Regions from separate parts of the Homo sapiens genome. Here region 1 is linked to region 2. A link is an interaction called in ENCODE POLR2A ChIA-PET data of the cell type or tissue named here. Cell type or tissue: A673. All regions are shown on one strand. Each heading gives the region's core, and the rest is flanking DNA. Links, peaks and the distances in the headings are about the cores only. Region 1 overlaps TNRC6A (trinucleotide repeat containing adaptor 6A). Region 2 overlaps NDUFAB1 (NADH:ubiquinone oxidoreductase subunit AB1).

The links. Peaks named below come from ENCODE experiments on the same cell type or tissue, not always from the same donor. Only the 100,000 strongest peaks of a DNase experiment are listed, where the experiment ranks them.
Region 1: POLR2A ChIA-PET joins it to region 2 with 6 read pairs; 2 of 35 experiments call an interaction of 5 or more read pairs at or near these places.

The regions. Positions count from the first base shown.
Region 1 is chr16:24,764,085-24,772,425 of GRCh38, reverse strand. The region is part of intron 4 of TNRC6A (trinucleotide repeat containing adaptor 6A); the gene reads right to left. Among named protein-coding and RNA genes, the nearest start is that of TNRC6A, 39 kb to the right of the region's middle. In A673, for the core only: no CTCF peak of the experiment used is centred there; no DNase peak of the experiment used is centred there; H3K27ac peaks cover 2,552 bases.
Region 2 is chr16:23,577,767-23,586,107 of GRCh38, reverse strand. NDUFAB1 (NADH:ubiquinone oxidoreductase subunit AB1) reads left to right here. Exons shown (of 5, transcript NM_005003.3): 3 at 685-772; 4 at 3,733-3,832; 5 at 4,935-5,094. The coding sequence ends at 3,824. Among named protein-coding and RNA genes, the nearest start is that of NDUFAB1, 14 kb to the left of the region's middle. In A673, for the core only: no CTCF peak of the experiment used is centred there; no DNase peak of the experiment used is centred there; H3K27ac peaks cover 570 bases.

The DNA.
Region 1 (8,341 bases), core at 304-8,303, 1.2 Mb before region 2:
AACCTCTGTCTGCCTCCCGAAGTCTTGCAACAACAAGACCTTGTTTCAAAAAAAGAAAAAAGAAAAAGAAAAAGAAACACGTATCTCTAAATCTAATCGCATTTAAATTATTGGAGAGCACAGTAAAAGATGGAGCACCAACATAACACTGTTACCAATAAGTCAGGCTAAATTTTGGTCATCCCAAACAATGGGAATAAAAACAAGAGATATAAATAGCACTGGGAATGAAAAAGACACAAATTCAAACGTGGAGATTACCAAAAGACAAGAAAATACTATGTACAATCTATCCCAGTAAAACAAAACCCAACTAAATTGAACTATGTTATACAACAGGGGTTGGCAAGTTCTTTCTGTAAAGATGAGAGAGTAAATATTTTGGGCTTTGCAGACCACAGAATCTGTGACAACTACTCAACTCTGCCAGTGTAGCACCAGAGCAGTCATAGACAACAGGTAAATGCAAACAAATGGATGTGACTATATTTCGTAACACTGCATATGCAAAAACAGGCAGTGGGCCAGATTTCACTTGCAGACTGTAGTTTTCCAAACTCTGCTTTATCAAATATAATTTACCAAAATAGGCTCACAGAGGAATAGAAGGTCCTATAGTATAACAGCAGAAACTCTGAAAGGGTCTCCCAAGATTTATCCCTCCAAAACACACCAGGAATACAAAAACAAAAAAGCCAGGCACAGCAGCAGATGTCTGTAGTCCTGAGGCAGGAGGATCGCTTGAGCCAAAAAGTTCAAGTCAGGCATGGGCAATATGGTAAGGCCCCAACTCCTGAATAACATAACATAACATAACATAACATAACATAACATAACATAACAACATAACATAACATAACATAAAACATAACATAACATAACATAACATAACATAACATAACATAACATGCACCAGGCTCAGATAACTTTACAGGGGGCGTGTGTGGATGGGTGTGTATCCTCAAGAAACATGTAATATTAATCTTACCTAAACTGTCCCAGGACAAGAAGTATAGGTTCAAAAGACTGGATGGATTCAAATCTCAGCTCTGCAACTTACTAGCTATATGACCATGGGCAAGGCACTTAACCACACTGCCTCTGCTGACTCACATCTCGAATGTTTTGGTCTCAAGGTCCTTTATACTCTGAAACACTGAGAACTCCAAAAGGTTTCGTTTATGTGTGTTGTATATACATTTACCATAATAAAAGTTTAAACAAATATTTTAAGTGAGTTAAAAATAAATTTATTACATACGAACATACATACATTTAAAAAAAATTGTTCTATTTTCCATAACAAAATTAGTGAGAAGCATGGCACTGTTTAACATTTCTGTAAGTCTCTCTAACATCTGGCTTAACAGAAGGTAGGTGGATTATCACATATGCGCCTGCATCCAATTTGTTGTGGTATCCCACACTGTGTCACCTCTGGAAAACTCCACTATATACTCATAATAAAAGTGAAACAGGCAAATAAAGTCTTCCTGTTATTATGAAAATTGATTTGACCTCATGGATCTCATGAAAGAGTTTTGAGGAGCCTCCTAGGGATCCTGTCCTCAGGTAAACTTCGAGAACCATTGCTACAGAATATGCACACACGGGATGCAACTGAATATATGGTTCTGGAGTTCAAAAAAGTTTGGATTAAAAATATGGATTTAAGATTCAACATACAGGTGAGAAAAGAGTTGTAGAGGAAGAAATGACAAAACCTAAGAATGGGTTTAAGCAGCAGATAGAAGGAGGGAAGTAAAGGCAAGAATAAGTCATAACTGCCAGAGTGACGGGAGAGAAACTTCATTTTAGGTAATGGCTTAACTATCTATGTAGTTACTCAAGCAGGAATTTCTTCCTCAATTTCTCCCTACTCCCCTGTATCTAGTCAGTCAACAGGCCCAACAGAATACCTCAAATTCAAATGCATCCTGTGTCTCCAACGCCACTTCTTTGATTTAGGCCCTCAACAATTTACTCTCACAAAAACCTCCTAATGGGACTGCAGGCCTGGCTCAAGTCTTGATCCCTGCCCCACCCACTTTCACGCATCCCGAAATCTATCATCTACCTGCCCCAAGTTATCTGTATCATAAAACCACTTTTGGAACTCCTTTCTAAACTCCTTGGCATGGCCCCTCTCTACCTTTTTCCAGATTCATATCCTGCTATGTCCACACTCACTGCATTCTCTTCTACCACACCAAATACTTGCAATTCCCCAAAACGTATCACGTTCTTTCACGCTATTTCTTTTGCTCAAAATGCCTTGATACCTTTCTTGCAAATATTTTTGTCGTTTTTGCCTAGAAAACATCTAATTTCCCCCACCCCCAGACTGGGCGTATCTTAGAAGCATGTTATGTTATGACAACCAGATTGCCCTCCTCTATTCTGATGAAACTCTTACAAATCCCTTACAATGCAGTCAATGTGCTCTGTAAGTGCTGGTTTCTTATTTCTCCTTCACTTTATCACTAGCATTTCCTGAACCAAGCAAAGCAAATGCTGGTTGAATGAATAATCCAGGAATTGCCAAGCATACACAAAGTGACTGGATCTATGCAAAACAAGATAGAACAATACTGAGGATTAAACACTGTGGAATATCAATATTCAAGAGGTGCAATAATGAAGAACCAGTAAAGAAAAGAGAAAGAATGATCAAGAGGAAGAGTAAGTAAGAATGATGGTCACTGGTTAGTATGCTGCTGAATGCATCAATAGTTTTAAATAAATCTCTGCTCTAAAAAACACCTACAGCTGGCATGGAGAGAGCAGGACAAGACCAGCCACTGAGATCATTAATGTGAGAAGGTTCTCTAATTAGCCCTGAGACTGCCCTGGTCCATATCAAAAAAGATTTTAATGGAAAAGAGTTACATTTAGCTAGGATAAAACATAGATATCTAGTAAAGAGCTCTATTTTTAGGGTTTTTTTTTTTTTTTTTGGTCATACTGTGACCCCACCCATCTATTTCACAGTTTTAAAGAAATGGGAAAAAAAATTTTAACTGGTCCAAAAATGAACAAGTTAAACTTTTAAGAATGGAAAAATTATCTATTCAAAGAATTCACCCTACCTTTTCCTAGTCTGTGTTCCAAATCAGGACCCCCCACTTTGTGAAACAATGAAATGCACCAATAAGACAAATAAATTAATTTTTGCTAAGCTTTGCTATTCTACAAGCTTTCTTGATATTTCTTATATAAAAACATATCATTCTGTAAGTCTAAAACTGTTTTAAAAAATAGCCTCTTAATTGAAAAAAAATAGCAATTGTCTTATATTCACATGAAAACCCAAGAACAGACAATATAACCAAAGTTCTAAATATACCAAGTTCTAAATTTGTAATACCATTTTAATTAATACTTCTTTAAATGTTTAAAATACTTTATGTCACCTTAATAAACTGATTTCAGAAAATATTTAATGAACTTCACTTTGACTATCTACAAGTTTAACAGAAAGAAGTTAAATGTGGACCAGCCAACAATCATCTACCAATCCCCAAAACATCAATTTCCATGCCTTAATACCTCAAGCCCTTACATTATTCCTATCTGTCAAAGTCTACTATTTAACTTTGTATAATAGTTTTCACATTGGCTACTTTGTAAATCTTCTAAAACACTGGCAGAAATACAGTACACAAAACGCTGCTTTAACACATGATGTCACTTTAAGAGACTGGAGTGCTAAGTTGACCTCTAGAAAATATAACTTAGTAAACACCTATAAAATATACAGTGCATTTTAATACTTCTCTTGGCAAACTTTAAATTTACCTAAAATTGCTATTTCTATATGTGTCGTTATATAGGAAAACAAAAAACCATCAAGTTAAGCTCCTAAAAGACAAGATGGAGTGTACCAATGACAGCTCTTCAGTTAGAAAATGTTATTCTCAAGTAAGAGCAACAACAAAGGATTTTCCTAAGTATCTTTCATTGCAATTAAGATTTTTTTTTTTTTTTTTTTTTGAGACAGAGTCTCGCTCTGTCCCCCAGGCTAGAGTGCAGTGGCACGATCTTGGCTCACTGCAAGCTCCACCTCCCGGGTTCACGCCATTCTCCTGCCTCAGCCTCCCGAGTAGCTGGGACTACAGGCGCGCCCGCCACCACGCCTGGCTAATTTTTTGTGTTTTTAGTAGAGACGGGGTTTCACCGTGTTAGCCAGGATGGTCTCAATCTCCTGACCTCGTGGTCCGCCCGCCTCAGCCTCCCAAAGTGCTGGGATTACAGGCATGAGCCACCGCGCCCGGCCCAGGCACACTTTTTAAAAGAAAAAAATTCAGATTGCCTATTAATCTCTCTTCCATAACATAAAAGTACAGAATGGCTCTCTTCAAATTTGCTTATTAGAACTGTTTAGAAGCAAAAGATTCTTCAGCCTTACACTTACTAATCAGAATCCATATATTTAAAAACAAGTATCACATGGGGTTCTCATGTCTGAGTAAGTCTGGAAAACAGTTCTGGAAGACACTGTAGCAATCTCTAGAGAGCTTCAGCTTCCATTTGTGACTCAAAATTTAAAAATAAGAAAAAACATAAACATAATACCTGAACATTCAAGTAGAAGTTAGTTCCCACTGAGTTTTTAATTCCCTAAAGTTATATAATAAAGAAACTGTCATTAAATCACTGAAGATATAAATTAGTTAAGAAATACAGAATGGTTAGTTGATTTTTTAAATTAGGAAAAAAGTCCCAAATATACAGTATAAAAATAAACTTCAGCTAAATTAAACAATTAATACTATAAAATGCTAGAGATTTTAAAAGCTTTTGCAAAACATGGGCAAACTATTTTCTAAATCTGGAAAAATGGTATGTTTTCTCAGCATAGCAATTAGTCAAGAACTTTAAGAATAAAAAATAAATTTGATAAAATAGATAAAATACTGATGTGTATTTTTTCAAATGTGTATATTCCAATTTAAAAGGGAAACTGGAAAATACCTGTCCTTTAGAACAAATTAAAGGGATCCATTCTGTTCCTTCCCAACCCTCCTCACCTCGACTTTCCCTAATCTAAGGAAAGATATGTTTTAGTTTAAGGATACTAAATCTAATACAGAGAAGCATTCAACACACTAGAGTTTAGGACTGAAGTCCAAGCTAATAGTACAAATGTGATTTAATTGTGCTTTCCTCCTTCTGAACATGTATTTGCATCTTCAGCGTATGTATTCCCAATGGGGCACCTGGGATTAGGCAAAATTTAGATATTCTTGCCTCGTATCTCATCCTCAGAATGACTTCATATATACGATATGGTCCACAATGTGGGAAATATTTGCATCAAATACATCTGATGAAATGTTAATGAGTTTATTATACAAAGAGCTCAAGTAAACTGCTAAATAAAACTCTAGGTCCAAGAACTAAATGGGCAAATAGTAAGGATGGGAAATTCATAAAAAGAAAAAAGTGTGGCCGAGCACAGTGGCTCACGCCTGTAATCCCAGCACTTTGGGAGGCCGAGGCAGGTGGATCACTTGAGGTCAGGAGTTCGACACCAGCCTGGTCAACACAGTGAAACCCTGTCTCTACTGAAAGTACAAAAATTAGCTGGGTGTGGTGGCAGGCGCCTGTAATCCCAGCTACTCAGGAGGCTGAGGCAGGAGAATCGCTTGAACCTGGGAGGTGGAGGTTGCAGTGAGCTGAGATCGCGCCATTGCACTCCAGCGTGGGCGACAGAGTGAGACTACACGTCAAAAAAAAAAAAAAAAAAAAGATAAAAAGAAAAAAGTACAAGTGATTATGCATGGCAAACAAATAAATACAAGTCAAAGAAAAAAGACCAATTTTGGCCTGCCAAATTTATGAAGTTGATAGATCCCATCCTCATGTTTTAAGACCTATTCCTTGCACTGCACTGTGATTCACCTTTGCTGGGCTGGGTTCTACTTTAATGGGAAGCAAAAGCAAATCACTTCTGGGTATGGAGGAACCCTGAATTAGCTGGAGAAACTGCTAGCATGTCATTTCAAGGGACTGAAAGGTTGCTAGGATATTGCAAAACCACAATGGTGGATATTAAAATTTACCAAGTATCAGCTAGATGCCAGGCAATGTATCTGTTATCTCTTTATTCTCTTTGTGAGTCCATAAATTTGAAATATTATTCCCATTTTACAGATGAGGCAAATGCAGTTCAGAAAGCTATTCATGCTCGAACGTCTAGTAAATGGCAGAGGTGAAATTTAAAACCCAATGTGACTCCCAAACAAGTGTTCCTTCTAGTATACATTATTTTCATCTTAATTATAAGGGCAAAAACAAACTCTCTAAAAATAAAGGGCTAAGTACCGATTAACCACTTTAAAAATTATTTCATAGCCATTAATGTTTTTTTCATATCTACTTCCTGTTTCCTTTGTCCTGTAGATCAGTCTCATCAGACATAAATTTCTACCAAATTTAATAAATGTATTAGTATTTAAAAGCAACAAATCTACGTTTGTTAGAAATAATCCTTGCCTAAAGCCAAAACGGGTCTCCTTAGCATTCTTCATAGCCTCCCTGAGTACATAAATCTAGACTTACATGTATAAATCTATGGAAATCATTTTCCTTTCACAATAGGAGGAAAGAAAAAATAGTGACTTTGTTACATGATCTACCTAAAAATAATCATTTTATTAACTATTTCCCATGAAAGTGGAAGGCCATTTTTTTTTCATTCTGTTAGTGCAGAGCTACAAATCTTATTTGTTACATAGCTCAAAGACATCTTCCACAGGAAGAAAAATACCTGCCATTAGTAAATTCTTAACCGGTATGAACCTATGCTTCTATTTTAAAGAGGTTAGTGCACATATGCCTTCTAAATATCTCATAAAAAACCACCGTAGCACATTTAAAATCCTGGTATTATTACTTAATACCACCCTACAACACAAAAATCATTTCTACTATGTAGACTGTGGAGAAAAACAGTGAACTAAGCCCCAACTGTAACAGCAGAACTACCCAACCTGTGTGATGGAAACAGGCTATGGGGAGATGGGGTGACTAGACTTGACTCTCTGGGATTGTCATCTTCAGCTGTGAGTGGCCTTTTCTGTTTACCCTAATGGCCCTGCAAGTATCATTTTCTCTGTGTATCATTAGGTTACATGCTTGAAGTTACAAACTACTTGAGCCTCAGTTTTCTCCTCTGAGAATCCAGGCAGTACAGTAACCCCTATGAAGCCATCAAAGTTCCTGAAATTCGTTATAATAGAAGGCTTGTAATTGGGAAACTTAAGGTCTTATGGATTCCCACAAAAATTAAAACTGGAACTACCATATGACTCAGCAATTCCTCTTCTAGGTATACAGTAGTCCCCCTCCTTTTCCAAGATTTCACTTTCCAAAGTCTTACCCCATGGTCAGCCACAGTACAAAAATAGGCGAGAACAGTACAATAAAGTATTTTGAGAGAGGGACCAAATTCTGATAACTATTACAACAGATTATAATTGTTCTATTTTATTTTATTATTAGTTGTTAATCTCTTACTATACCTAATTTATAAATTGAACTTTATCATAGGTATGTTGTATAGGAAAAAGCATATTATTAATAGCATATATGAGGTTCAGTACTATCCGAGATTTCAAGCATCCACTGGAGGCTTGGAACAGATTCTCTGTGGATACAGGGGGATTACTGTATACCCAAAGGAAATGAAATCAGAACCATGTAGAAATACCTGTACTCCCATGTTCATGCCAGCATTATTCACAATGGCCAAGATATGGAAACAAACAACCTATGGATAAATAAAGATGAATAAATTGTGGTCTGGGTGCAGTGGCTCAAGCCTGTAATCCCAGCACTTTGGGAGGCTAGGTGGGCGGATCATTTGAGGTCAGGAGTTTGAGACCAGCCTGGACAACATGGTGAAACCCCGTCTCTACTAAAAATACAAAAATTAGGTGTGGTGGTACGCGCCTGTAATCCCAGCTACCCAGGAGGCTAAGGCACAAGAATCATTTGAACCCGGCAAGTGGAGGTTGCAGTGAGCTGAGATCATGCCACTGCACTCCAGCCTGGGCGACAGAGCAAGACTCTGTCTCAAAAAAAAAAAAAAGAAAAGAAAAGAAGAAATTGTGGCAAATATATACAAAGGAATATTATTCAGCTTTTAAACAGGAGAGCCTGCCATTTGCCACAACATGGATGAACCTGGAAGACATTGAGTGATGTAAGCCAGACACAGAAATAAAAATACTGCCAAGATCTCACTTACAAGTGGAATCTTAAAAAAAAAAAACAGTCAAATACATAGAAACAGAGAACAGAATAGTGGTTAGGGAGGGTAGATATAGGTCAAAGG
Region 2 (8,341 bases), core at 250-8,249:
AAAAATACAAAAATTAGCTGGGCGTGGTGGTGCACGCCTATAATCCCAGCTACTCGGGAGTCTGAGGGGTGAGAATTGCTTGAACCCGGGAGGCCGAGTTTGCAGTGAGCCGAGATCGTGCCATTGCACTCCAGCCTGGGTGACAGAGCAAGACTTTCTCAAAAAACCAAAAAACAGACAACATTAGAGTGAAATCCTTCATTAGCTATGTATATATTGTTCACTTCAAAACAGAGTAAGATAAAGCAAACCATGTACATACTAGCATAGGTTACATATAAAATGTCAGTTATAGCCTCTGTATGTTAAAAAAAATTCGATGTAGTCACAAGGACAGAAAACCAAACACTGTGTGTTCTCGCTCATAGGTGGGAACTGAACAATGAGGTCACTTGGACAGAGGGTGGGGAGCATCATTTACCAGGGCCTGTCAAGGGGTAGGGGGTTTGGGGAGGGACAGCATTAGGAGAAATACCTAATGTAAATGATGAGTTGATGGGTGCAGCAAACCAACATGGCACATGTATACCTATGTAACAAACCTGCACGTTGTGCACATGTACCCTAAAACTTAAAGTATAATAAATTCAATATAGTGATTAAGTGGCATTGTACCACCCTGTTATCTTGGGAAGCAGATGCTTTCATGGACTAAATTTTGTGTTTGGTGCTCCTTTCTTGCAGCTTTCAGTAAATTCTCATTTTATGAAAGACCTGGGCTTAGACAGTTTGGACCAAGTGGAGATTATCATGGCCATGGAAGACGAATTTGGTAAGGCTCAGTCTTCTATCTACACACTGCGATTTTTGATTAAGGTGGATTAAACTGAAAGAAGTGGTGGGCGTCTGAATTGGAATTAGAATTAAATATTAATAGAAACAGTAGCATCCACTGCCCTTCACACACACCTTCCTGCCCACTTACCATCAGGTGAAGTAAGCTTTAGGGATGGTACATTTATTCAGAGAGCACCTTGCACAAGCCCAGCAGAGTGCCCAGTGTGGTGCCAAGAGCCGAATGACCAGAGATGGTTCCAGGGGACTGATTCTTCAGACAGGGTTCTAAGACAAAGGGCAAAAGCCTCCCCGGAACACATGCTGATGACATGTCAGCCCCTCCTGAGCTCGGGTAACGCGAACCAGGTAGAAGTAATGTGTGCCAGGACAAGAGACGCACCCAGAGCCTCTGGCCTTGGTCTCCTATCCTGGCTCACAAGCACACTCCAAGTTTGGGACTGTGTGTTGGGCAGGTGAGACCTTTATAAGGTTCCATGGCTGTTTCTGCGTGAGTTGGCTGAATAGGAAATCAAAGGACTTCTGTGCTGTTCTGCAGAGCAGGGCCTAGTTAAAATTCCTCACAGATGATGCTGACTAGGATGGAATCCCTTTGCCTAGTGCTTAAGAGTACCAGGTCTGGAATTGAGCTTAGTCAGGTATGAGCCTGGACAAGTAACTGTATCTCTCAAAGCCTGTTTCCTCAGCTGTAAAGTGGGGGTGATAATAGTAGGAACCCCAGGATTGGAATTGCTGTGAGAATTAGAGATGATGTGTAAAATGCTCAGCACAGTGTTTGGGCCAAAGTAAGCTAACTACCAAAACCCAGCCATTTATAAAAACCCAACCATCATAAAAAAAAAAATGCATGGGTGACGTGTGTTACAGCACACGAACCTTGAGAACGTGCCGAGTGAAAGAAGCCAGACACAGAAGATGACACGTTATATACCATTTACATGAAATGTCAAGAAGAGGCAAATCCAGAGATAGAAAGTACACGGGTGGTTGCCAGAGCTAGGGAGGATGGGGAGTGACTGCTGACGGGCACTGGGTTTCTTTTTTTTTTTTTTTTTTTAATTGATCATTCTTGGGTGTTTCTCGCAGAGGGGGATTTGGCAGGGTCATAGGACAATAGTGGAGGGAAGGTCAGCAGGTAAACAAGTGAACAAAGGTCTCTGGTTTTCCTAGGCAGAGGACCCTGGGGCCTTCCGCAGTGTTTGTGTCCCTGGGTACTTGAGATTAGGGAGTGGTGATGACTCTTAACAAGCATGCTGCCTTCAAGTATCTGTTTAACAAAGCACATCTTGCACCACCCTTAATCCATTTAACCCTGAGTGGACACAGCACATGTTTCAGAGAGCACCGGGTTGGGGGTAAGGTCATAGATCAACAGCATCCCAAGGCAGAAGAATTTTTCTTAGTACAGAACAAAATGGAGTCTCCTATGTCTACTTCTTTCTACACAGACACAGCAACAATCTGATTTCTCTATCTTTTCCCCACATTTCCCCCTTTTCTATTCGAAACAACCGCCATCGTCATCATGGCCCGTTCTCAATGAGCTGTTGGGTACACCTCCCTGACGGGGCGGCTGCCGGGCGGAGACGCTCCTCACTTCCCAGACGGGGCGGCTGCCGGGCAGAGGGGCTCCTCACTTCTCAGACGGGGCGGCTGCCGGGCGGAGGGGCTCCTCACTTCTCAGACGGGGCGGCTGCCGGGCGGAGGGGCTCCTCACTTCTCAGAGGGGGCAGCCGGGCAGAGACGCTCCTCACCTCCCAGATGGGGTCGCGGCCGGGCAGAGGCGCTCCTCACATCCCAGACGGGGCAGTGGGGCAGAGGCGCTCCCCACATCTCAGACGATGGGTGGCCGGGCAGAGACGCTCCTCACTTCCTAGACGGGATGGTGGCCGGGAAGAGGCGCTCCTCACTTCCCAGACTGGGCAGCCGGGCAGAGGCGCTCCCCACATCTCAGACGATGGGTGGCCGGGCAGAGACGCTCCTCACTTCCTAGACAGGATGGCGGCCGGGAAGGGGCGCTCCTCACTTCCCAGACTGGGCAGCCGGGCAGAGGGGCTCCTCACATCCCAGACGATGGGCGGCCAGGCAGAGGCTGCAATCTCGGCACTTTGGGAGGCCAAGGCAGGCAGCTGGGAGGTGGAGGTTGTAGCTAGCCGAGATCACGCCACTGCACTCCAGCCTGGGCAACATTGTGCACTGAGTGAACGAGACTCCATCTGCAATCCCGGCACCTCGGGAGGCCGAGGCTGGCAGATCACTCGCGGTTAGGAGCTGGAGACCAGCCCAGCCAACACAGCGAAACCCTGTCTCCACCAAAAAAATACGAAAACCAGTCAGGCGTGGCGGCGCGTGCCTGCAATCGCAGGCACTGGGCAGGCCGAGGCAGGAGAATCAGGCAGGGAGGTTGCAGTGAGCAGAGATGGCGGCAGTACAGTCCAGCTTCGGCTCGGCATCAGAGGGAGACCATGGAAAGAGAGGGAGAGGGAGAGGGAGAGGGAGACCGTGGGAAGAGGGAGAGGGAGAGGGAGACCTTGGGGAGAGGGAGAGGGAGAGGGAGACCGTGGGAAGAGGGAGAGGGAGAGGGAGACCGTGGGGAGAGGGAGAGGGAGCTGGGTTTCTTTTACACAATGGTGATGGTTGCACAATGTGAATATACTAAAAACTACCAAATTATATGGTATATACAAGGAGGAATTTTCTATTATGTGAATTCTATCTCAACAAACAAACAAACAAACAAACAAACATACCTCCAAAGCATCGTACCCAACCTGTATGCATACTGTCTAGAAGCTAACTGGCCCACAACCTATATGGGATTCAAGGTTGCTGAAAGTTTTGATATACTTGTAGCTGTTGTAGAAGGGTCAGGTGTGTTCAGTTCTAAAGGATTTTTTTTTTTTAACTCTCTCACATTGTTGTATATTTTTCTTTTAGGGTTTGAAATTCCTGATATAGATGCTGAAAAGTTAATGTGTCCACAAGAAATTGTAGATTACATTGCAGATAAGAAGGATGTATATGAATAAAGTATCAGGTAAATAGACTTAAAAAATGATGTTCACCCATAGATTTGTCTGTGGTTCTTCAATAAAGGAAACTTAAGAAGAAACAGAAAATGGAAATGCTTGACCAAGATTTTTCACTACTTATAAAATGCAAGCCCTTTCCTGTTGTCTGCCACTCAAAGGGGCCCAGCCCTGGTGGTGATCTTTGAGAGGTTGAGAACTGTCATTCCTGGATAGAACTCCCTTGATTGTCAGCTGTCCTCACAAAAGCAGAACATTGTACAAAGTACTGAACAGGGTAACCTGGAAACAGACCTCTGTCTCCCTCAATTACTCAGCCAAGGTAAGCCCAGCCTGCTGGGTAAGACACTGAAGTGACCTGGCTCTTAAGTAGGCAAGAGAGGCCTCATGTATAAGAGGATGGACTTTGGAGTCAGAGACACCCAAGTTTATTCTCAGCTTTGCCACACACTATAAGCCTGGTGGTCTCAGGCAGGCTGCTTAGCTCTGTAAGCCTCAGTTTCCTCATATGTAATATGGTGGTAATGATAGGACCTACCTGGGGCTTTTGTGAAAGCAAAATTGAAGAGAGTATATATATCACTTGATATAATGATGTAAAGAAGCCTCTCAGTAAATAGTAGCTTTTGTTACTTGGGACCTAGAATAATCAAATAAGACTTTTTGAATTAAAACATTGTATTAGTGTTTTTAGTCTTTAGCTTTTAGTGACCCTGCATTTTTTTTTTTTTTTTTTTAAAGATGGAACCTTGCTCTGTTGCCCAGGCTGGAGTGTAGTGGCACAATCTCGGCTCACTGCAACCTCCGCCTCCTGGGTTCAAGCAATTCTCCGGCCTCAGCCTCCTGAGTAACTGGGATTACAGGCGTGCACCTCCACGCCCAGCTAATTTTTATATTTTTAGTAGAGATGGGGTTTCACCATGTTGGCCAGGCTGGTCTCGAACTCCTGACCTCAGGTGATCCGCCCAGCTTGGCCTCCCAAAGTGCTGAGATTACGGGCATGAGCCACTGCACTCAGCCAGAGGCTGCATTTTTAGCACCTGAAAGATGTCACTTATCATTAGTAAGAATACATCAAAAATAACATTGAACTTATTTTGTCTTTTCCAGACCCTTTGGCTTTGCTGAGAGAGGACTCAGATGATAGTGACGAATGTCTGGCAGTGAGGACACATTTTGGCATTCTTGCTGACTCTGACAGAGTGATTCTGATGGACTTGTATTTAAATTGTATGTGTTTTACTCTTTGAAAATAAATCTATAAAACCAACATTTTCCCCCATCTTCAGTTTTTCAATGATGTCTATAAAGTGCTTTTTTATGTTTGTATACTGACATTGCTTAATATTTTTAAAGGTCTGATTTGTCATTTGTATTCATGCATGTCAAAAACAATGGCTTCCCCAGCCATGTACTTGAAGTAAGGCTGTCTCCCCACCTTCGTATCAGGAGTGAATATATTCATGGAAATGGACTTTTTGCTTCAAAAAAAACTTTGTTTTGGTTTCCATTAGCTTATTATCAGATGTGTCAGCTGATATCAGCAGGTGGGACTAGTTTTTCATCACTGTCCTAAAGATCCCTTTTAATACAGTTTAACAGTTTTGGAGAATGGGAGGCTCTCTTTCCTCCTGGAAGGTCAGTTTGACATTGCCACACATCAAACCACAGTTTGATTTGTCACACATCATTATTGGTTCTGCCCCTTTTACTCTTAGCACTGTGTTGGTTCCTTGGGGTTGATGTAAATAACATGTATGCATTGCTTAGCTCTTGAAGAGTTTAGTTTGAGAGTTACATCAAAATAATTCCTCTCCTTTTACTGACTTTCTAGTATGGGGAAGGAAGAGGAACCAAAGGCCTACAGTAAGTAGTGTCTTTGAGGCAGAGGGACTAAGGTGAGGGGCCCTCAGCCAGCAGAGAATCTCATGGCTGAGAGATGAGGTGGTCGAAGGATGGGAGTCAGCTCTGGGATTGGGTCCACACTCACATCTGCTTCCCTTCCTGCAGGTACCAATACGCTGGTTCCTTCTGGGTTGCTCTAGAGTTATTCCAGGCATGTTAGGCAGACATAGTCCTTTTTTTTTTTTTTTTTTTTTTAACTTTTATTTAGGTTCAGGGGTACATGTACATGTTTGTTATATAGGTAAATTATGTGTCATGGGGTTTGGTGTGCAGATTATTTCATCACCCAGGTAATAAGCATAATACCCCATGGGTTTTTTTATTTGAGAAGGAGTTTCGCTCTTGTCGCCCAGACTGGAGTGCAGTGGCACAATCTTGGCTCACTGCAACCTCCGTCTCCCAGGTTCAAGCGATTCTCCTGCCTCAGCCTCCCAAGTAGCTGACGTTATACCCGCCACCATGCACCCGCCACCACCTGGCTAATGTTTTGTATTTTTAGTTGAGACGGGGTTTCACCATGTTGGCCAGCCTGGTATTGAACTCCTGACCTTAGGTGATCCGCCCACCTCCGCCTCCCAAAGTGCTGGGATTACAGATGTGAGCCACTGTGCCCAGTCCCTGATGGGTGTTTTTTGGAGCCTCACCCTCCACCCTCCAGTAGGCCCCAGTGCCTGTTGTTCCCTTCTGTCCATGTTTACTCAATGTTTAGCTCCCACTTAAAGTGAGAACGTGGTATTTGGTTTTCTGATCCTGTGATAGTTCACTTAGGATACTGGTTCCAGCTGCATCCATGTTACCATAAAGGACATGATCTCATTTTTTATGGCTGCATAGTATTCCATGGAGAGTGTGTGTGGTGTGTGTGTGTGTGTGTGTGTGTATACACACTTTCTTTTTTTTTTTTTTTCAGACAGTCTCACTCTGTCGCCCAGGCTGGAGTGGTATGGTGCTATCTTGGCTAACTACAACCTCTGCTTCCCCAGTTCACGTGATTCTCCTGCCTCGGCCTCCTGAATAGCTGGGATTACAGGCATCCGCCACCATGCCCGGATACTTTGTATTTTTATTAGAGATGGGGTTTCACCATGTTGGCCAGATTGGTTTCGAACTCCTGACCTCAAATGATCCGCCCGCCTTGGCCTCCCAGAGTGCTAGGACTACAGGCGAGAGCCACTGCACCCAGCCTACACATTTTCTTTACCCAGTCTGCAGTTGATGGGCATTTAGGTTGATTCCATGTCTTTGTTATTGTGAATAGTGTTGCAGTGAACACAGGCATGTGTGTGTCTTTATGGTAGAATGATTTATATTCCTTTATGTATATCCAGTAATGGGATTGCTGGGTCGAATGCAAACCTCGTTTTCTTTGAGTTCTTTGAGACATTCACTGTCACCCAGTCTGAGTGCAGTGACACGACTGTGGCTCACCGCAGCCTCAACCTCCCAGGCTCAGGCCATCCTCCTGCCTCAGCCTCCCAAGTAGGCACACCACTGCTAATTTTTTAAGTTATTTATAGAGATGGGGTCTCACTGTGTTACCCCGGCTGGTCTCGAACTCCTGGGCTCAAAAGATGCTCCCGCCTCCACTTCCCAAAGTGCTGGAATTACAGGCATGAGGCACTGCACCTGGCCCCTTTTTAGCAATAGAAAGCATATCCTCAGTTATGAAAATCATACATTGTTACACTAGACCTTTTTTATTTTTTTGCAATATTTAGCAACATATCTTGGAAAACTGCCAAATTGGAGGATAAGGCTCTTCCTCATTGTTTTTTTACAACTGCATTTATTTAACAATAGCTTGAGCACTTACTAAGCACTGGTGATCAAATAGGGAGTAAACAGGCTGTGTGTTATTCCTTTGATTGGAACGTCTAGTAGTTTAACACTGGGGGTATTTTGGTGGTAGTCCCCAAGTTGTTCTGGCTATTTTAAATCCCATGGCAGCTGTACATTTTACCAAAAAAAAGCGTCTGTGATTGTGTCTGCCTAAGATCACAAAGTCTGACTGTACTGCCACTTGAGTGCCTGCTTTGCTACTATCTTCACCAGACGCCTGCAGTGAAACAGCCCATTCACATCATCCAGTAGCTGGTGTAAGCCCCAAAGAAGCCAGAATGAGGGAAGACATTTACTGGATCTCACACACACACATCATTCATCCCCAAGGCCATTTAGGGTCTGGTTGTTCAAGCAATAGCAAAGGCCTTTCTGTTCTTTCTGCTCTAAGAGCTTATCAGAATGTTCTTTTGAGAGACTTCTGTGCCACTATAGGTAGGCAGCAAACTGGCCAAATGTAGCATTCCAAAGTGTGTGTGAATTCAAGAACAGGATAAATGGAATTGTATGCATATGGTATTTAATAGCTGCTGAAAACACCTCAGAGGATCTGTGCCTCTGTTGTACACCGTTCCCACTGGGAAAGGGCGGTTTGTGAAGCCTGTCATGACCCAGTCCCAGTCCTGTCTCCAGCCATCCCCACCATATCTCCAGTGGAGCTGCTTCAGTCTTCTCACTGTGTTCTCCATACAGCAAGTTCACTCACTCGCTCCACACACAAGGAAGTACCCACTGTGTGTTAAGCACTCCTGGAGCCTGAGTACACAGTTTCA